Regions from separate parts of the Homo sapiens genome. Here region 2 is linked to region 1. A link is a loop called in an ENCODE intact Hi-C map of the cell type or tissue named here. Cell type or tissue: GM12878. All regions are shown on one strand. Each heading gives the region's core, and the rest is flanking DNA. Links, peaks and the distances in the headings are about the cores only. Region 1 holds the start of KMT2C (lysine methyltransferase 2C). Region 2 overlaps KMT2C (lysine methyltransferase 2C).

The links. A loop is a pair of places that touch in the nucleus more often than their neighbours do. Peaks named below come from ENCODE experiments on the same cell type or tissue, not always from the same donor. Only the 100,000 strongest peaks of a DNase experiment are listed, where the experiment ranks them.
Region 2: it touches region 1 in a loop (3.0-fold over the local background); 3 of 110 quality-filtered maps call a loop at or near these places.

The regions. Positions count from the first base shown.
Region 1 is chr7:152,428,527-152,439,868 of GRCh38, forward strand. KMT2C (lysine methyltransferase 2C) reads right to left here and starts at 7,477. Exons shown (of 59, transcript NM_170606.3): 1 at 7,100-7,477. The coding sequence starts at 7,260. It also overlaps the pseudogene FABP5P3. RefSeq lists enhancers at 5,544-5,593, 5,904-5,973, 6,444-6,493, 6,534-6,763 and silencers at 7,244-7,303, 7,684-7,733, 7,824-8,113, 8,154-8,493. In GM12878, for the core only: no CTCF peak of the experiment used is centred there; DNase peaks (open chromatin) are centred at 5,385, 5,785, 6,095 and 8,184; H3K4me3 peaks cover 6,380 bases; H3K27ac peaks cover 3,464 bases.
Region 2 is chr7:152,312,883-152,324,224 of GRCh38, forward strand. It overlaps KMT2C (lysine methyltransferase 2C), which reads right to left. Exons shown (of 59, transcript NM_170606.3): 4 at 2,256-2,456. Among named protein-coding and RNA genes, the nearest start is that of KMT2C, 120 kb to the right of the region's middle. In GM12878, for the core only: no CTCF peak of the experiment used is centred there; a DNase peak (open chromatin) is centred at 4,769; H3K27ac peaks cover 2,384 bases.

The sequences.
Region 1 (11,342 bases), core at 1,049-9,048:
AGGCTAAGGAAGGAGAATCACTTGTACCCGGGAGGCAGAGGTTGCAGTGAGCCGAGATCACACCATTGCACTCTAGCCTGGGCAACAAGAGTAAAACTCCATCTCAAAAAAGAAAAAAAAAAATCATAAAAATCCAAATTTCCGCCCTCTTGAAAAATCTAGAAACAGCATCTCAAATAGCAACCATCAGCCAGAATTCTGTATCAGTTTCACCTTAAGCAGGGCATAAGGACTCCTAGACTTCCCCAAGGCTGTTATTATTTCCCATTTTCTCCCCAACCCAAGGTCTAAAGTGTCAGTTGTCATTCAGATTCTTAGAAGCAGCCTACTGTTCATTTAAATTGCTTACCTGCTCCCTGTAAACAGTTTATAACTCCTGGACTACAGGATAAAGCCCAAACTCATGAGTCTGGCATTCAAGAACTATCACAGCTTGGCCTCACCACTACACACAGCCTCTGTTCTAGTCACACAGTCAGAAGCCACCCCACCTTTTACACCTCCTTCCCTCAATAATTTCATTCACATTGCTCCCTCACACACTCATTTTCTTGTCATTCTACTTGGCTAAATCCCACCAATCCTTCAAGGTCTAATTCAAATACTACTTCCTCCAAATCTTTGAGCACCCCTCTAGGCCACAATAAATCTTCCAGGGTTGACTGTTCATCCCAGGACATATTTAGCACTTTGTAGCTCTTTAAATAACATGTACCAAATGAAAGATCTAAAAAGTTACATAGAAGTATAGAAAACTTAAGACTTGTTAAACAATTTTACACTTGTAGATCATATGTAGTTACTGCCATCACAAAATTAACAGCAGAAACAAAGTGAAACAATTTTCCTTTTACCTGAGGCTTTTTCTAGAATATTACAAAGTGCAAAAAGAGCTGTGTCATTTGTTTCTCTCAACTTGTGCTCTTAAGTCCTTCAAATTCTGCAAATAAAGGGATCAACACTTCCAATTATAAATCCAAGATTGGTCTATTACTTTTTTTTTTTTCTTTTTGAGACAGAGTCTCACTCTGTCGCCCAGGCTGGTGTGCAATAGCATGATCTCAGCTCACTGCAACCTCTGCCTCCTGGGTTCAAGCGATTCTCCTGCCTCAGCCTCCCGAGTCACTGGGACTATAGGTGCCTGCCACCACGCCCAGCTAATTTTTGTATTTTTGGTAGAGACGGGGTTTCACCATATTGGCCAGGCTGGTCTCCCACTCCTGACCTTGTGATCCGCCCACCTCAGCCTCCCAAAGTGCTGGGATTACAGGTGTGAGCCACCGTGCCCAGCCTTTCTATTACATTTTCACAGATAACCACCAGCATATATCTACAAGCAATAGCTATAATAAAAAAAGAAATAATCTCAGCCGGGCGTGGTGGCTCACGTCTGTAATCCCAGCACTTTGGGAGTGCCGAGGCAGGCAGATCACCTGAGGTCAGGAGTCTGAGACCAGCCTGGCCAACATGGTGAACACCCATCTCTACTAAAAACACAAAAATTAGCTGGGTGTGGTGGCATGCGCCTGTAATCCCAGCTTTTTGGGAGGCTGAGTCAGGCGAATCGCTTGAATCCGGAGGGCGGCAGCCACAGTGAGCCAGGATCACGCCACTGCACTCCAGCCTAGGCAAGAGAGTGAGACTGTCTCAAAAAAAAGAAAAAAAAAAAAAAACAGAAATCATCTCTATTCTACTTCGTAACTTTTGCCACTTATCCTGCCAACAAGTTCTCAAAATAACCACTGTAGCACAAACATGATAAAGAAAATTTTTAAAGAGAAAAGGAAGAGATTAATCAGCTTTCTGAAATTAAAAGATAAAAATGGACCAAAACAATATAGAAAAAAAAAAGTAAAGGCAAACACAAACTCACACGCTGACTGTAAAGTTTATTCCATGGCAGCTAAAAGTTGTTTGGCCCAAACATCTCACAGATTAAAAACTAAATCACAACCTAACGAGGGTATCTAACACGTCCCCACCAGGCAAGAGTGCAGAGAGACCATCTAATGTTCCTATTTATTTAGAGAGTCTTGCTCTGTCACCTGACTAGAGTGTAGTGGTGTGATGTCCGTTCACTGCAGCCTCAACCTCCAAGCCTCACACAATCTTCTCTCAGCTCAGTCTCCAGAGTAGTTGGGACTACAGGTGCCTACCACCACACCCAGCTAATTTTTTTGTAGAGACAAGGCCTCACTTTGTTGCCCAGGCTGGTCTCAAACTCCTTTTAAATGAGGATTAAGTGATCCTCCTGACTCAGTCTCCCAAAAGTGCTGGGATTACATATATCAGCCACCACACCCATCCTTAATGTCCTTTATAACTGGAAACTGACCAATTTTCACCTTGGAAGGTCAATGAAGTTTCACGAAGCCCCTCCATCATAAACTTAAAGTGACTTAAGTTTACAGAGTTGGACAACCACTATCTACCCAGAGAAACCTGACTGTGGTCTGGGAAACTTTGCAGTTTTGCGGAACAGAGGAATGAGATGAAGCAGTGTGGCTTGTCACTTGGCAGATTAACAACAATTCTGGCATTATGGAATTAACTGAAATAGTACGAAAATGTAATAAATCACAAGTGTCAGAATGGGAAAACAAATTGTTGTGATACTTTTATATTTCCATGGAAATCCATGTTTATCAAGTTTACATATTAGTAACCAATATGTAAATTGGTAAGTTTACATATTAGTAACTAATATGTAAATTTATATATTAGTAAACAATATATAAATTTGTATAATAGACTAAAAATAACATCTTCTCAAATATTAGAAATTCCCTGGGCCAGGTGCGGTGTTTCATGTCTGTAATCCCAGCACTTTGGGAGGCCCAGGCAGGCAGATCATGAGGTCAAGAGATTGAGACCATCCTGGCTAACAGGGTGAAACCCCGTCTCTACTAAAAATACAAAAATTAGTCAGGCATGGTAGTACGTGCCTGCAGTCCCAGCTACTCCAGCTACTTGGGAGGCTGAGACAGGAGAATCACTTGAACCTGGGAGGCGGAAGTTGCAGCGAGCCAAGATCGCACCACTGCACTCCAGCCTGGGCGGCAGAGCAAGACTCTGTCAAAAAAAAAAAAAAAGAAAAAAAACAGGTTCTTATTCATGGGAATTTCAGGTCAGGTTAAACAACAACCTCCTAACAGGTAAGAGAGGGTAGCAATCCTGAGTCAACTTTTCAACTGAATTAAAACATTTCAGTGCCTATTGAGTCCCAGAGACCAATAATATCAAAAATTTTATCAGATCTCTTGGACAATAAATTATTAAGAATTGCTGTCATAAAAATTACAAATTTGCATTATCTCAAAAAGCATGAATAATAGTGCTGTCTCTCAACTATAAACTTGTTTTATTAAATGGTATATATTGTAATGCAGTACAGTTTTCTATCACTTATTTCAAATTCACAGCTATGAAAAGGAGAAATTTTGTTGGGGGAAGGGCGTTACAAATACAGAGTAGCAACCTAGCCATTTTTGCTGGTCCTTGTAATGACAATCACTGGTTGTGCCTAATTTTTCTACAACAATAATGCTTAAGGTGGCTCTCTAATAATAGCAATTGCCCTCTGAAAAGAAAGTGGTTCAGGGTATAAAGAGTTTACTCAAAAAAGGCCAAGGATAGTGCTTCAGAAATCCTATACCTACCACCTGCTGCTTCTGTACAACCACCCCCATCCCCCACACCCACACCCATTTCTAACATCAACTTTCATGAACTGGTAAGAAACATAGTAGAGTAGAATGTTTCTTTGGCTTCCCAACTTGGTAATGTGAATTTACAGTGTAAGGATGGAAAAAATAAGAAAAAAGCTTCAGAAAAATTTTTTAACATTAACACAAAAATAATGAGATCTTTAATATGTGCATATTCTGACAGAGGCCTGCCAATGGTTAAGACCTGTGCCTCTGATAAAGATGATGAACTACTCCAAATTATCAAATAATTTGATACTTTTTACAGTTAAGGAAAACTTTCAAATGAATGTAAATTTCACTGTGCCACTTGACATTTGTACAATAGGAAACCTCTATGTATTTACTTTTCCAACTCTAAGATTAATAGCTTCAGTTCAAGTTTCTTGATTTTAGGTAGTAAAATTTTAAGATATTTATAGTTAATGTAAAAGCAGTAACTATATAGCTATGCTTTTTATTCATGACAAAATACACAAAAACAATCTAGCTAACACTATAAGACAAGAAAATGCTTTATTTACCTAATTATTAAAAATTTAAACTTGAGGAAAGTGTAATTGGTGGTGCATGTTTTTTTAAGCCAAAGATAAATACATAAATCCACTTCATTGTCAAAAGGCATCTTCTCAGCGGGGTGCGGTGGCTCACGCCTGTAATCCTGGCACTTTGGGAGGCTGAGGAGAGTGGATTACCTGAGGTCGGGGGTTCAAGACCAGCCTGGCCAACATGGTGAAACCCTGTGTCTACTAAAAATACAAAAAATTAGCTAGGTGCGATGGCGCACACCTGTAATCCCAGCTACTCTGGAGGCTGAGGAAGGAGAATCGCTTGAATACACGAGGCAGAGGTTGCGGTGAGCCGAGATCATACCACTGCACTACAGCCTGGGCTACAGAGCAAGACTTCGTCCAGAAAAAAAAAAAAAAGGCATCTTCTCTACTTAATGTAACTCACTAAGTTAATGAACATCTAAGTAACATTAGCAACTTAAAATATCTCTATGAGATTTAGCAAAGAAGATTAATTTTCATTTCTCAGGTGAATTATTTGCAATTTCACATAATTTCACTGGTTACAAACCTAATTTACACTGGTTACACATAAGTTTCACTTTCAGGGTCTTTACTGTCCAACTACAGGGTCTTTTCTGCATGGATTCTTATACAGTATAGAGATACACAATTCAAAAACCTCTTTGCTTTCCAATTCATATGTTAGTTTCCATTTACATGTTGCTAAAAACAACTGGAGATTCCATTCCCTTCAAAAGACACAATTTCAAAAAAAACGCTCTAAAAAGTTTAGACCCGTCAAATTTACCAGTAGACTTTAATTTCCTATAAAGAAAGCAGTACTAGTTTTCAAATCTAAAAGAAAAAGCTCTCTACAGACTTACATTTGTTCTAAATATTTCCAAAAGTTTTGATTTTTCATAGTTAGATTATACTGTTATTCAGCAGAAATTTTTTATCTTCTCCAAAGGCTGCCTATTTCTTCATGAGATTCAGAATTAAAATAATAAAGTGGCAATACCCTAATCGTCCAGTGCACTCAGGAGCTGCACTAATACAAATGAGCTCATTTCAAAAGTAGGGTGTGTGCGAGTGTGCGCGTGCGTGTGAGTGTGCGCGTGTGCGCGTGCACAAGCACGCCCTTACAGGAGTATGGGGTGTGGGGTGTGACAACATAGATCTAATCTTTCTGGAGTAAGAATTCAAATGCAAATTTAAAACAATACTTGCAAATTAATGTTCAGTAAGAGATGAAGAAATGCTTTGCAAATAGTGAAATGGGAGGCAATCAAGGTAAAACCCCAATATGGCTTGTCCTGAGTTGCTTTAAAGGATGCAAAAAAAAGTGGCTTACATGTCTAAAAATTACTTAAACCTCCACTTCCTTCTACAAATTTCAGTTAATACAGAATAAGGGCATTTTATACTTGCCACTGTATTACAACGCAAGTGGCATAATAAATAAGTCCTAACTTTGTATCACGAACAAGCTAATGTAATAATGTACACACATCCTGTACTTGCTTCCCTCACGATTATCATAGCTAGGTAACAGCTGGCAATAAAATATGGAGGCAAGTTGAAGGCCCTGAATCATTTTCATAGTAAAAGGACAGCGGGGCAAGAAAAGAGCACATTCAAGTCAAGAGCTCAATGGGTTCCCACAACCCAGCTCTGCTATGCCTCAGTTCACGCTACTATTTTTACTACAAATCACCAAACAACAATACTATTACTAAGTGAATGCACCCGAACCAAAGAAACAGCCTATCCATAAACGTGCTGGCTTCCTTCACGTCCCAGCGCACCCTTCCACTCCCGACAGTTCAATGAGAATATCATCTCACGAAATGAGTAAGCACACACGCCATTCTACAACTTCGAGAGACATTCACAGTTCTTCCACGGCACACGCGAGAGCCACAGAAGCCGAGCAGTTCGCTGGCACTAAAACGGTGTCTTAATTTACAAGCAAAGCCGTCAAATAACCGTTCTGTAAGAAGACATTTCTGGTCCTCTAATAAGCTGGGGTCCAGCCCTACTGTACGCTCAAAGGCAGGCGACCCTATTCCCAAGCCCCTTACAGCTAAGACTTACGAGGGAAGCGACATTTACATCTGCACTCTCTCCGAATAAGTGCTCTTGGTATTCTGCCTTACGAGGGGACGCTGGCTACGTCTCCAAAACTTAGGCAGGCCGTTCCCCGAAGCTGGGGGATCCCACAGGACTTGTGCTTTCGGAGCCCGGGAGTGCGGTGCTGGGTGTTGGGGGAGGGGGGAGGAAGAAGTCAAATGGCTTCCTAATATATCATCAAAAGAAGAAAACACAGGTTTGGGACCAGGAAAAGTTCCAGGAGCAAGTCGCTGACAAACAAAAGCTGCACTCGCCCGGCCGCTTTCTTCTCGCCCCCAGCCCGCGCCCCGAGACCACCTGGCCCGGGCGTTTTGACAGCTCCGAGAGTTTCCCGAGCGCCGACGGCTCGGCGGTTCGCCCGGAGTCCGTCCGGGGACTACCTGGGCGCGCTCCGGGCTTGTTTTCTCAATGATCCAGCTAGGCCAAGACGCGGCTACGAGAAATTTCTCCAAAAGAAGAGTCGCGGAGAAGACCCAGTGAAAAGGCCCGACTGAAAAGTAAAGTGTGCGGAGCCGGGCGCCGGCGGGAGCCCGGGCGGGCGGCGCGGAGCGGGGGAGGCCGGGCGCGGGCGGCTACCGAGGGGCGCGGGGCCGGGGCCGGGAGCCGCCACCGCCCGCGGGCCCGCCCCGCCCCCACCCCGCCGGGGGGCGCCGGGGCGCGGAGGCCGCGGGGCGGGCGCCCGGTGACAGCTCCGGCCCGGCGCCGCCGCTGGCTCCCGGCCTGGCTCCCTCGCACTCAACTTACTTCTTTCTGGCTCTCTGGAAAGGGGAAGCGCCATCTTTGCGAGGCCGGCCCCGAGGTCTTTTGTCTGCGGCTGCGGGGCTCGGGGCCGGGGCTCCAGGCTCCTCGGGGGGTGGTGGCGGCGGCTGCGGCTGCTCCACGCTCTTGTCCTCCTCCGACGACATCCTAGTCACCAGGAAAGACACATGGATCCCGGTCCTCCTCCTGGGGGGCTCCCGCCGCCGCGGCCGCCGCCGCCGCCGCTGCTGCTCGGGTTCCTCCTCCCCGGCTCAGCCTCTCGCATTTCCCGCAGCCCCGGGAGCAGCAGCAGGTACCGGGAGAGGCGGCAACATGGAGCGAGCAGGACACGCACTCACACACATCGGCGCGGGCGCGCGCACCTCCGCGCGCAGGGGCCGGGCGGGGGGCGGCGGGCGGGGCGGGCGGTGCGGGGCGGGCGGGGCCGGCGGGTGCGGGCGGGCGGGGCAGCCGGGCGGGCGGGCGGCGTGAGGGGCGCCGGCCCCCGGGGTCTCCGCCCGCGGCCCCTCCCCCGAGCCGCCCGCGGCAGGAGGAGAAAGGGGCCCGGCGCGGGGAGGGCCGGCCGCGGGGCCCGGCGGGGGCGGCGAGGGGGTCGCGCCCCCGGCCGGCCGCCCCTCCCCCGCGCGTCAGGCCCGTCAGGCCCGGGCGGCGGCGGCGGCGAAGTTTTGACAGCTGCTCCAGTGGCGGCGCTGGGCGCCGGGCCGCGGCTCGCTCCTCACACTCGCTCTCTCACACACGCTCGCTCGCTCTCCCGGAGCAGGGGAGGAGGAAGTTTTGCGGGTGTGCTTGGACCCCACACACACGCCGCGCGACCGTGGCCGTCGCGCGAGGCCCGCGCCGGGGATCCCCCGGGGCGACCCGCACCACAGACCTCTCCAACTCGCAGCCGTCGCGCCCACACACCGCCGCCTCGACGGCCCCCGCCCGCTCCCCCACACTCGGCCCCTCGCCCGCCCCCCGCGCGCCGCCGCTGCCACTCACGGGCCTCGCTCCGCGCATGCGCCGCTCCCGCCGCCCGCGGACGCGCCGCCGCCGCTGACCTCACCGCCCCTCCCCCTCCCCCCCGGGTTCCCTCCCCCTGTGACGCGGCGGCCGGGCCCAGCCGCGACTCCGGCTCCGGCTCCGGCTCCGGCTCGGGAGGTAGCCAAGCTGTGGACCCAGAGATCCGGGATCGGGATCGGGGAACTGCGGGCGAGGGCGGGAGGGAGCCGCGGACACACGCCGAGGCGGCCGCGGTCGCCCGGCGCAGCCCGGCGCGAGGAGCAAATGTGCGCCCGCACGGCGAGGGCAGCCCGGGCTTCGCTGGTTCTCGCCGAGGTCTTTCCTCGTAGCGCCCACACTACGGGGAGGAAAAGGAATGGAGTCAACTTCGTTCGAATCCAACGCCAGTTAGTTTCCTTATTATAACGTCATTTTTTTTAATCCAGAAAAGGTTCATAAGGATGTAAGACGAAAAGAACGATGACAGCTCGAGAAATAAAACGGTTAGAGACAAAATAAGCCAATAAAAACCCAACCACTTGATTTTAACGTTCAGTGTGTTGTGATGAAGAGGCAAAAATCGAAGTACTTCTAAGCCACCTCTCATAATATGTAAAAATGGTAAAAAGAAAAATGGGGCTAGAATCCGCCTGAAAAATGCACTTTCTCAAGAAGGACAGTTACAAATATGGGATTCTGGATTTCTCAGGCTAATACCTAACACTTGGACGATGATCTATTCTGTGCTTTCCATTCACTATCGATTAGTTTATGAGAGTGAAAAAATTCTAGATTTGAATGGGGGGAAATAGTAAGACCTATCAACCATTTGTGAAGGATTGGGGTAAACTATCATTTAATAAGCATCTACTTTGGGCCTAGCGTTAAGAGGCACACTCTCATGTTGATTTCTTTTGATCTTCGCAGTGTAGTTTTAGTGTAAGGTAAAAAAAAATAGGCTCCTTTTCCAGCGATGTTTGCTTTCCCTTCTAGTAGCTAGGATGTTAACTTTAAACTGTGTCTTCTACTTGGGCAAAATACACACACTTTGATTCCCAGAGCCTATTCTAAATGAAAGCATAATTTTTTGAAATGGCTGAAATGAGGAATAACGTCAGATAGTCATTTGAATACCTTCAGGGTTTAATCCCTGCTGGCTCTTTCAAATTTACTAAATTTATAACCAAAGGAAATTTGGGATTGAGGAGGAGGCTGGCATGGTAAATGCAAACTAGAAATTAAAAGTGCCTGACGATTACACATAGAAATACAACATATATGTGACTAGTGATAAACATATGATGTGATCTAGTGAAAGTTTACTCAGTACAAATTTGAAAGCACCCTTTCTTTTTTCATTTTCTTCAGCACATTGTACTTTAAATAAAGTGTGCTTTCAAAACTGGATTATTGATCCAAATATTTAGCTGTGTTCCGTACTGAAATTAGAATAGGCACTTCCACGGTGAGTTTCACATGTACAAAATTATACATCAGGATAATTTACTTCCATACGCTTCTCCAGCACTTCTGAGAACTTAAGTGTCAGTGGATACAAATTGCAAGTCACTCCTGCTGGAGAGTTCACAAGAAACAAAGGGTACTAAGAGCAGAAAAGTGAGCCGAGTGAATGGAAGGGTAGAAACAGAGGTTTGTGCAGGGATGCTTCTGGATAGATGATGATGCAGGTAAGTAAACTCAGCCTGAAATCTCCATTCCTTTGGCCACTATGAGCAGGGAGTTGGGATCTGTTTTAAGAGAGCTGATAGCAGTCTCCTTGGCATGAAGTTATCATGAACAGAGCAAATCAAATATAACCCAGGATGCTGAGGAAGGATTCAAGGAATACTTATTCAACATAAATAAAGGTTTTCCAGAGGTTTTTCCGTCTCAGTCATCCAAATTACACAGCTCTGAGACCACAGTAGCAAAAATCTAGGAGGCAGGGAGCTGAGGTCCTTCAAAATTATGAAAGCAAAAAGGCAGGAGCATCTGGAAACAGTACCAAATACAACAGAAAAATATTAGAATGTGTACTTTCTAATAAGTATACATGTTAAATATGGGATTTTAAATTTAGGTAGATGTGTACTAACCTGTTAACCAATCATCTGCAAAGGGGTGAATTACAAGGGACTTTTACTGTCTAAAATATTTGAATATTTCAAAGCACATGTAGTAATCATCTAATCATATATATATATATATATATGTAGTTTTTAATGGGGAGGGAATGAGCATTGTTATCTTTGACAAAGAAAAACCAACATCTCAGAAAAATATAGGCAAGGAAGATTCTCAAAGCATCTAGCAAACAAGTGACAGTGAATAAAAATTCATAGTCCAATATTCATTCTTACTAATTGAAGGCCTATAACATGTGATTGTCTTTATTTAGAATGCACAGGTTCACTACTAAATGTTGTCTCTCTTGTTTTCCCATAAATTCCTCAGGGCTTTTTAGGAACCAAACTTTCACTGTTATAGAAGGACCACTGAAAGCTTAAATTTTAGATCTTAGAATTTTTGTGTTCATATTGTTATTATTAAAGTTGCACTGTAGGCTGGGCACTGTGGCTCATGCCTGTAATCCTAGCACTTTGGAAGGCCAAGGCGGGTGGATCACTTGAGCTCAGGAGTTCGAGACCAGCCTGGGCAACATAGTGAGACCTCCGTCTCTACAAAAAAATACCAAAGAAAATTAACCAGGCCTGGCTGGGCGCGGTGGCTCACACCTGTAATCCCAGCACTTTGGGAGGCCAAGGCAGGCGGATCATGAGGTCAGGAGATCGAGACCATTCTGGCTAACAAGGTGAAACCCTGTCTCTACTAAAAAAGCAAAAAATTAGCCGGGCGTGCTGGCAGGCACCTGTAGTCCCAGCTACTCGGGAGGCTGAGGCAGGAGAATGGCGTGTACCCGGGAGACGGAGCTTGCAGTGAGCTGAGATCGCGCCACTGCACTCCAGCCTGGGTGACGGAGTGAGACTCCGTCTCAAAAAAAAAAAAAAGAAAAAAAAATTAACCAGGCCTGGTGGCACATGCTTGTAGTCCCAGCTACTTGGGAGGCCGAAGTGGGAGACAGTCTTGCTCTGTCACCTAGGCTAGAGTGCAGTGATGCGATCTCGGCTCACAGCAACCTCCACCTCAAATTTGCCGGGCACGGTGGCTCATGCCTGTAGTCCCAGCACTTTGGGAGGCCAAGGCAGGCAGATCACTTGAGGTCAGGAGTTCGAGACCAGCCTGGCCA
Region 2 (11,342 bases), core at 1,438-9,437, 120 kb before region 1:
ACTCACTGCACTTCTGTATGCTGGATATTTATCATGATTCCTATTAAGAGAAAATCAGCACAATGACCAGGGTACTAAACATTTTTATACCTGGAATCATTGAAAGAAAAAAAGTATTAACATATTTCAATAAGTACATTTAAATATCAAACCATATAAAAATAACCAGTAATGTTTTTATGTTCAGCATTAGAAATGCATAGACTTTTTTTAAAAGGTATAGCATGCTATGCTAACTTTAAATTCTCATTTTAATAAATGCCCACAGTAAAATGAGAACAAATTCTTTCCTATAAGTATAATCTCTATTCCTACAAATATATGCTCCATTACAAATCATTGTTATTTTATTGGGAGAAAAAAAAAAGACCAACAGTTCATCTATAACTACTAAATGTTGTTTTAGCATACTGTTTTGCACTAGTATTTGATGAGGGAAAGGGGTGTAAAAAAACCAAGAGAATGACTAATTTATTACTAATCAGGTCCTAACCAGCAGCTTAATCAAATTCAACCTTCAAGTTTTGAGACTGGTTTGTATGTATATACCATATCAGTAAGATATCAATGTCAACACTAAGGATGACAGCAGCCCAGCTTAGAAAGAGATATCAAGAGGAATCAGCTGAAATGCATACCCACAAAATTCTTAGTTATAAAACAAAAAAAGGAAAAAAATTCTTGATTTTTTTATTTAGTGAAAATGAGCAAAGACATTTTCAAAACCTTTGTAAAATTGTTTTTTAAATTAACTAGCTATTTAAACTTCATTAGCAACATACATTTTGTAAATATTTGAAATCATTACCAAGCTAAATTAATTGCCTACCCTTCAATGATGCCAAATTTTTAAGTGTACTTCATTAACTGCCATATTATCATTACTTATTAAGTTGGTAAGCACTAAGTATATATAAAGACTTTCGTTTAACAAAGGCTATTTTTATATAATTATCTGAGCTCATAAGAATTTTCACTAAAAATTAATTTCACTTTTAAAACAAGGAAATGAAACCAATTCCATTTCTCAGGAGAGGATTTTATATAATTGCCATTATTTAAGGCAGAACATGAGGATATAAGATACAGCCTGATTCACTCCATTAAATTTGCTAATAGACATTTTAAGTTTGCTGGCCTTTTGATTATTTTATTAAGATGTGTGTACTCAACTGACAACTAAAGAAAAAGCTATAGCCTCCAAAACATCACAACTCTCCAAATATAGTACTTCTAAGTTTCCTTAAACTGTTCCACCTTAAATTCTTTTAAAAGATTCTCCCTCTTTTTATTGTTTCATTTCCTACTTCAGGTCTTCAAGGCATTGGCAGCAGTTCAAAACAATGAGCCAATCAAATAAGTACAACACAACAATGATTTAGTACTTAAATTTGGATATAAGCCAGATAAGCACTTGAGTGATTACATCATAACCCTCAAGAGGCAGTGTTAGCTTTGCAAGCTAAATTAATTTTTACACATTCTCATCAACTACAGAAACTTCTACTCCCTTAACCAGCACAGCCAAGTCTCCATATTAATATGGTCTTTAAACACAACTGTACAAAATATTTTAAACTATATCAGACAAGACCTTTAGGTAATTACAATGTGCCCGTGAATACAGACATACACACATCATTACAAAAAAAAAATTCCTTAAAAAAGAAAAAAGCATCTTCTGGGAGGGAAGGCAGGGGAGGGAGGGAGGGAAGAATGTATAGGACAGTGCAACATTTTCTGAAGCACACAAACTTATATATAAATTAAATAAATGACTGAATGGATTGATGAATGAATGACACAAAAGACATGAGTAGTGAAAACCAATTCTGGATTTGCTATTGTATTATGTTATATTCTTAAAATTAAAAGCTTATTTAGAGAAACAAAAGAAGGACTTTATTGATCTGTTTTATTATTACATTATTTCCATTTATAAATTCCATGAACTCCCTCCCTCTCAGCTTGTGTTATGTTCTTTGAAGTTTTCTTCCAAAAGTTTAGTTTTGTGATCACACCGCTTTCATATACAATTAATATAAACTTTTTAAAAAATAACAAGAAAAATTTGTGAAAAGGATAGTTTGTTGGATTAATTGGGTTAATGGTGAGTCAGAGTATCCCATAAATGTGGAGAACAGGAGAAACTGTTCAACAAGAACAATCCCATTTGAAAATTTATAAACATTATAATGGAAATAAATTATATGCAGTCTTAATCTATTCCAACATTTAAAGTCGAAACTGCTTACTTTCTCTGTCCTCTTTGTTTTCGTGGTGCTGAGTTTTGCATTTTCTCATAGGTTCCATTGCTGTTGTCATCAATGTCCTTCTTGTTAGAAGGTTGGTTTCTCCATGGCAAGATAAATCCAGGCGTTATTCTGAATTGTTTTAAGTCTCCTTGTCCTAAGGAACTTTTTTCCCCACAGTAACAAAAAGCGCAGAGCTGTTCACTAGTAAAAATGAAATGTAAGTCAGAGAAGGAGAAAAGTAGCTTTATTCAACTGCTTTAAGCGATAACTATAGATACTTGTGCTTTTAAATTATGTCTAAAGCACAAGCTAAGCTTTTCAATCTATTTTCTACAGTCTATTCAGTGATTACCCATAAGAACAATTAAGTTTAATAATTATACATTTGGAATTCTACTTTTCCATAGCATTTTAAAAAGTAGTACACATATCAAATCCAAAAAATTCTAGTTAGCAGTTAGAAAAGTTATTTTCTTTTATATTTGACTAGAAAAAAATCCAAGTAAGAAAGCTAAAGGTGGGGGCCAAGCACGGTGGCTCATGCCTGTAATCCCAGTACTCTGGGAGGTGGAAGTTCGAGACCAGCCTGTCCAACGTGGTGAAACCCCATCTCTACTAAAAATACAAAAATTAGCTGGGTGTGGTGGCACACCCCTGTAATCCCAGCTACTCGGGTGGCTGAGGCACCTCGCTTGTATCCGGGAGGTAGAGGTTGTAGTAAGCTGAGATTGAACCACTGCACTCCAGCCTGGGTGACAGAGCAAGACTCTGTCTCAGGAAACAAAAAAAATGCAAGTTAAAAATGGGAAAGAAGGTAGAGTTTAGTAGCCACCCAACTGTATGACAGTTCTGTAAAACATATGGTGACAGTTTTATTTAACCACTTGATAGAACGTTCATTATGCATGATATATATATACCACACACATGCATACACACGGGGAGATATAAAAATATAAACTTAAATAGTTCCTGGGTTGAGTGGTAGTAGATTTTTAGGGAAGCAGAAGAGCTGAACTGGAAGAAGGAAAGGGATGATTAGGAGCAAAGGGGATTTTTTAGGCCAGTGAAACCATTTTATATGATACTATAATGGTAGATACTGAGCCCTAATGTAAACTATGGACTGTAGTTAAAAATAATGTATCCATATTGGTTTACCAACTGTAACACAGCACACAATACTAATCATGAGGGAAACTGCTGGGGGTAGAGGTGGGAGAATGAGCTCAATTTTTGTGTAAACCTAAAAATGCTCTAAGTCTATTAATAAAAAAGGAGAAAACATTAAAAAATTAAGAGACAACAATCAATATACATATATAGAATATACACTTACTAAGAGATCTTAGAAAGAATGAAATTAAAAGGACTGCTTCCTCTTGATTATATTTACACTTCACAAGATATTTACTGCTGCTATACCCAAATCCTCCTTCTTGGGCATTAAAGTTACCTCTACAGTATTTACCCCATGATCTTACATATCTTGCATTACCAGGTGATAGAACTAACCTATAGCCTTTTGAGGTGACTTTTTAAAACTTAGGTTTAAATCATATTGGACTCTCAACTAATTACTTTTATCAAAATTAGCTTTGTTTTTGTAATAAATTACCTATTTCAAGTTCATGAGAAACTATGTTGTCTGCTGGTACCGAGACATACACAAATTAAATGTAGTGTAATTTCAAAAAAAAAAATCAAGTCAAGTTGAAAAAGAAAATTTCTTCTTTCCAAAAAGAGACCACCACCTTATGCTTTGCCAGTATCTTACTATCCCCTTATTTGTAATGTTCTCTGAGCTATTAAGCTTACATTTATTTCACCATATCCCATTTCTGGTTTGTTTCTTCCCCTAGAAACACTACCCATGAGAAGCAACAATCAGATTGACATTAGTCTTATCAACATTGATTGTAACAGCACTGATTAGAAAATGGAGCAATATTTTAAAGCTATTGCAGAAAAATACCTTAGCATTCAATTTTATATTCAAAACTATCGCTTAAATGTGAAGGTATAATAAAATTACTCTCTGGCTTAGAAGACCTCAGAAATTTTGCCAGACAACAGATCAAAAATGAAAATACTTTTAGAGAAGTACTTAAATTATTAAAGAATTAGAAAAGGTTGTATGAAGTAAGGGAGGTCAAACACCTCAGAGTAATTTATTGTTGACTTTTTTTTAATACGAGGTCAAGGGAAATTTCTAGCTTTTGGTCTGGCTGTAGAAAGCTGCAAACAACATTGTGCCCAACCACACAACATAACCCAACCAGAGAATCTGCAAATTCACTTTTCTGAAACCCATCAGAGGGCAGAAATCACAAGGCAACCAACTCACCACCAAATGAAAGACACTTCCATAAAGAAATGTGACAATAGCACCTCTGAGGAAGAGGCCACTGATATCATACCAGCAGGGTGATAAGAACTCAGTAAAAATTTTTAAGAAATTGCTAGAAGCCAAGTGTGAAACACAGTGAGACTATGTTAACACCTGTGACCAAAGACAGGGGAATTCTAACCCACACAAAGGCTCCTCTTCATGTACCTCATTAGATGTCACGCACTACAGCAACTCAGCCAGGAACAGTGGCTCACACTGCAACCCCAGTGCTTTGGGAGGTCAAGGCAGGAGGATTGCTTAACCCCAGGATTTTGAGACCAGCCTGGGCAACATAGTGAGACCCTGCCTGTATTTTAAAAAGAAAAAGAGGATGGGCATGGTGGCTCACACCTGTAATCCCAGCACTTTGGGAGGCCGAGACGGGCAGATCACAGGTCTGGAGTTCGAGACCAGCCCAGCCAACATGGTGAAACCCCGTCTCTACTAAAAATACAAAAATTAGCCAGGCATGGTGGCAGGCGCCCGTAATCCAAGCTACTCGGGAGGCTGAGGCAGGAGAATCACTTAAACCCAGGAGGCGGAGGTTGCAATGAACTGAGATCGTGCCACTGCACTCCAGCCTAGGCGACAGAGCAAGACTCCACCTCAAAAACAAATAAAAGAAAGAAAAAACATATATACAGTGACTAAAAAACATTTTCTAAAATAGCATACGAAATCTTACTAGCCATTACAATAATGTAAACCAAAACCACCAATTAAAAGGCAAAAATCACCAATTAAAAGACCATTTTTGAGATTAGATTAAAATTAGATCTAACAATTGGGTGCAGCTGGGTGTGGTGGCACACACCTGTAATCCCAGCACTTTGGGAGGCCTAGTTGGGCAGATCACCTGAGGTCAGTTCGAAATCACTCTGGCCAACATGGTGAAGCACACACCACCCACCCACCCCCTCCCCATCTCTACTAAAAATACAAAAAAATTAGCCAGGCATTGATGGTGTGCGCCTGTAATCCCAGCTACTCGGGAGGCTGAGGCAGGGGAATTGTTTGAACCAGGGAGGTAGAGGTTGCAGTGAGCCGAGATCGCACCACTGCCCTCCAACCTGGGCAACAGAGCAAGACTCCATCTCAAAAAAAAAAAAAAAAAAAAAATAGGTGCAAAAAATGTTGGAAGTATAAACACAAATGACATATAAAACAAGGACAAAAATGTTGATGGGAAAAGAGGTAAAAAGATACCAGGCAAACATAAACCAAAAGGAAGTTTGAGTGGCAATAATTTTATCAGACAAAATGAAAGTTATGTCAAAAAGAAAACATGACATTAGAGATGAAAAAGATGTTACACACTAACAAAATGATGAATAGTATAATAGATATCGATCATAACCATATACTCAGACCAACATGAATCTGGTCTCAAAATGAATCTCGAATCTGAAAGAGATGGTTAAGCATCTCCAATCTGAAAATCCAAAATCTGAAATGCTCCGAAATTCAAAACTTTTTAAGCACCAACATGATATCACAAGTAGAAAATTTCACACCTAAGTACTTAATATAAACTTTGTTTCAAGCATAAAATTACTTAAATATTCTATAAAATTACCTTCAGGCTATGTGTATAAGGTATATACGAAACATAAATGAATTTCTGTGGGCAGCAAGCCACCCAGGTGCCGAGGCAAGAGACCAAGGGCACGAGCTGTTCCAGTATAACAAAATATATAAAATAAGAATAGTTATATAGATCATAGATATGATTATACATGAATATCATTAATCATTAGTTTGTAGCAATTACTCTTTATTCCAATATTATAATAATCCTCACTCTACAATCATAACCTAGGAAAAACCAGGCCATACAGCAATAGGAGCTGAGGGGACATAGTGAGAAGTGACCAGAAGACAAGAGTGCGAGCCTTCTGTTATGCCCAGACAGGGCCACCAGAGGAGTCCTTGGTCCCAGCGTCTGGGAAGACACCTGTTGCCAAGTGGACCGTGGTCTAGCGGTAGCGTCAGTGTCAAGGAAAAACACCCACTACTTAGCAGACCGGGAAAGGGAGTCTCTAAACTCTTTTAGAGTTTAGAGAAGACTCTACTCCTCCACCTCTTGTGGAGGGCCTGACATCAGTCAGGCCCGCCCGCAGTTATCCAGAGGCCTAACCGTCTGCCTGTGATGCCGTGCTGCAGTGGTCACGCTCCTAGTCCGCCTTCATGTTTCATCCTGTACAGCTGGCTCTGCCTTTTAGATAGCAGTAGAAAATTAGTGAAAGTACTAAAAGTCTCTGATAAGCAGAAATAATGGCATAAGCTCTCCCTCTCCCTCTCCCTTTCCCTCTCTCTGCCTCAGCTGCCAGGCAGGGAAGGGCTCCCTGTCCACTGGACATGTGACCCACGTGACCTTACCTATCACTGGAGATGGCTCACACTCCTTACCCTGCCCCTTTGTCTTGTATCCAATACATATCTGCGCAGCCTGGCATTCAGGGCCACTACCGGTCTCCGCGTCTTGGTGGTAGTGGTCCCCCGGGCCCAGCTGTCTTTTCTTTTATCTCTGTCTTGTGTCTTTATTTCTATACTCTCGTCTCCGCACACGGGGAGAAAACCCACCGAACCTGTGGGGCTGGACCCTACAAATTTCATGTTTATACATGTCTCCCATCCCCAAAATATCTTATTATGTATGTGCAAATATTCCAAAATCCAAAAAAAATCCAAAATCCAAAACACATCTGGTCCCAAACATTTTGTTTTTGTTTTTTTTGAGATGGAGTCTCACTCCGTTGTCCAGGCTGGAGTGCAATGGTACGGTCTTGGCTCACTGTAACCTCCACCTCCTGGGTTCAAGCAATTCTCCTGCCTCAGCCTCCCGAGTAGCTGGGACTACAGGCACACGCCACAACATCTAGCTAATTTTTGTATTTTTAGTAGAGACGGAGTTTTGCCATGGTGGCCAGGCTGGTCTCAAACTCCTGGCCTCAGGTGATCCACCTGCCTTGGCCACCTAAAGTGATGGAATTACAGGCATGAACCACCACACCTGGCCTGTCCCAAGCATTTTGGATAGGAGAAACTCAACCTGAGTTTCTCAGAACAAAACTGGAAGACTAAAAAAATTAAATCAACAACAGTGGAAGATTTTAATTATTTTTCTCAGAAAATACTATGTCAAACCAATAAAAATTAAGTATTGAACATCTTTATTGTTCATTATTTATTAATTACCTGAGCATAATAAATTAGTTTGAGATACTATATTCAGCTCTATCTACAACTAACGGTTCACATTCTTTTCAAGTATATTAAAATATTTCAAGAGTGGATTACATAGTAGGCCATAAAAGAATACATGATACATAGCAAGTGACCAACATCATGCAGGCAACATTCTCTGACAATAATGCAGTAAAACTAAAAATGTATAATAAATGGATAACTTAAAATCTTCTGGCCAGGTGCAGTGGCTCATGCCTATAATTCCAACACTTTAGGAGGCTGAGGCAGGTGGATCACCTGAGGTCAGCAGTTTGAGACCAGCCTGACCAACATGGCGAAACCCCGTCTCTACTAAAAATACAAAAGTTAGCTGGGTATGGTGGCACACGCCTGTAGTCCCAGCTACTCAGGAGGCTGAGGCAGGAGAATCGCTTGAACCTAGGAGGTGGTGGTTCCAGTGAGCCAAGATCGCACCATTGCATAGCCTGGGCAACAGAGCAAGACTCCCTTTCAAGAAAATAAATAAATAAATAAATAAATAAATTTGGAAACTAGAAAAGATATTGTTTAAGAATCTTTCACTTAAAATGGAAATCCCAATATGTGAAATAAAATCATAATGAAAATACTGAATATAAAATTGATATAAAATATAAAATACTGAATATAAAAATTTCAATATATTACTGGAAGTCCTAGGCAGAGCAATATGGTCAAGAGAAAGACATAAGGGATCCCAGTAGGAAAGGAAGAAGTGAAACTGTCTTTATTTGCTGATGGCATGATCTTATATATGGAAAACCCTAAAGACTCCACCAAAAAACTGTTAGAACTAATAAACAAATTTGATAAAGTAGCAGGATACAAAGTAAATATACAAAAATCAGTAGCATTTCTATATACTAACAGCAAACGATCCTAAAAGAAAATTAATGTAATAATCCCATTTACAATAGCAACAAAAAAATTAAATACTTAGGTGTAATTTCAACCAGGGAGGTAAAAGACCTGTATACTGAAAACCATAAAACTCACAAAAGAAATTTAAGAAAACATCAAGAAATGGGAAGATATCCTATGTTCATGGACTGGAAGAATTAATACTGTGAAACTAACTGTCCATACTACCCAAAGTGATCTACAGATTCAATGCAATATCTATCGAAATTCCAATGTCAATTTTCACAGAAATAAATTATCCTTAAATTTATATGGAAGCACAGAAGACATCAAACAGCCGAAACAACCTTGAGCAAAAAGAACAATGCTGGATGCATCACCCTGTCTGATTTCAAAACATTACAAAATGATTGTAATCAAAATAGTATGGTACTGGCACCAAAAAAAAAAAAACCATACATCTGGACAGGCATGGTGGTTCACACTTGTAATGCCAGCACTTGGGTAGGCTGAGGCAGGCAGACTGCTTGAGCCCAGAGTCTGAAACCAGCCTGGGCAACATGGTGAAACCCCGTCTCTACTAAAAATACGAAAATAAGCCAGGGGTGGTAGTGAACACCTGTAGTCCCAGGTACTCAAGAGGCTGAGGTGGGTGGACGGCTCCAGCTCAGAAGACAGAGGTTGCAGAAAGCCAAGATCACACCACCGCACTCCAGCCTGGGCTACAAATACCACCCTGGCTCAAAAAACAAGAAGACACATCGACCAATGGAACAGGAATGAACTCACGCATTTACACTAAGTTGATTTATAACAAAGATGCCAAGAAAACACAATGGGTAAAGAACTGTCTCCTCAATAAATGGCACTGAAAAAACTGTATATCCATATGCACAAGAATAAAATCATACCCTTGTCTCACATAACACAAAAAATCAATTCAAAATAGATGAAAGTCTTATGTTTCGGATGTCAAACTATAAAACTACTAGAATAAAACATAGGGAGAAAGTTCCATGTGGGCAATAACTTTTTGGATATGACCCTGAAAGCATAGGCAACAAAAGCAGTAATAGACAAATGGGATGGCTAAACCACCAAGCTCCTTACGGCAAATGAAAATATTAACAAAGTAAAGAGACAACCCACAGAATGGGAGAAAATATTTAATATCCAAAATATATATGGAACCCAAATAAACAGCAAGAAAACAACCTGATTAAAAAATGGGCAAAGGACCTGAACAGACATTTCTCAAAAGAACACATACAAATGGCCAACAGGTACATGAGAAAATGTTCAGCATCACTACTCATTAGGGAAATGAAAATTAAAACAAGTATATATCACGTAACACCTGGCTATTGGCTAACACCTAACAAATGGCTACTATTAAAAAGATGAAAGATAAGTATTGCCAAGGATACAGAAAAAATGGGAGTCCTGTACATTGCTGTGGGGGTGTCAATTAGTATAGCCATTATGGAAAATGGTAAAGAGGTTCCTCAAAAAACTAAAAATAGAATTACCATATAATCTAGTAATCACACTTCTGGGTATATATCCAAAGGAACTGAAATCAATGTCAAAAGGATATCTGCATGCCCATGCTTACTACAGCATTACTTACAATAGCCAGATATGGAATCAACCTAAGTATCCATCAATAGATGAATGGATAAAGAAAACATGGTATATATAAACAATGGAATACTATTCAGCCTTGAAAAGCGGGAGGATGGGGAGTGGTGGCTCATGCCTATAATCCCAGCACTTCGGGAGGCCAAGGCTGGAGGACTGCTTGAGCCCAGATATTCAAAACCAGCCTGGGCAACACAGTAAGACTCCATCTCTACATAAAATTTTAAAAATTAGCCTGGTGTGGTGAGCACACAACTGTAGTCCCAGCCACTTGGAGGCTGTGGTGGGAGGATTGCCTGAGCCCAGGAAGTTGAGACTGCAGTGAGTTGTGAGCATGGCACTGTACTCCAGCCTGGGCAACAGAGTGACACCCTTTCAAAGAAAAAAAAAAAGAGAGAGAAAGAGAAAGAAAGGAAGGAAAGAAAAAAAGGAAAGAAGGAAGGAAGGAAGGGAAGGAGGGAGGGACGAAGGGAGAGAAGGAAGGAAAAAAGAGGGAGGGAAGGGGAGGTAGAAAAAGAGGGGGAGGGGAAGGGAAGGGAGGCAGGGAGGGGAGGGGAAGGGGATTAAGGAAGAGTGGGGAGAGAGAGAGAGAGAGAAGCGGGAGGGACCTGTCATCTGCAACAACTCAGATGAATCTAGAGGATATCATGCTAAGTGAAATAATCCAGGCACAGAAAGACAAATACGGCATGATCTCACTTATATGTAGAATCTAAAAAAGTTGAACTAAAAGAACCAGTAGTAGAGTGATGGTAACCAGACACTCGGAGAAGGTAAGGCAGGAAGAAGGAAATAGTAAGTTGTTGGTCAAAGGATATGAAGATTGAGATAGGAGGAATAGGTTTTGAGATATACTACATAGTAGGGTGACCTATATTTTAAAATAACAATTTGGTGCAAAGGATACGAAGGTTGAGACAGGAGGAATAGGTTTTGAGATACAGTGCATAGCAGGGTGACCTATA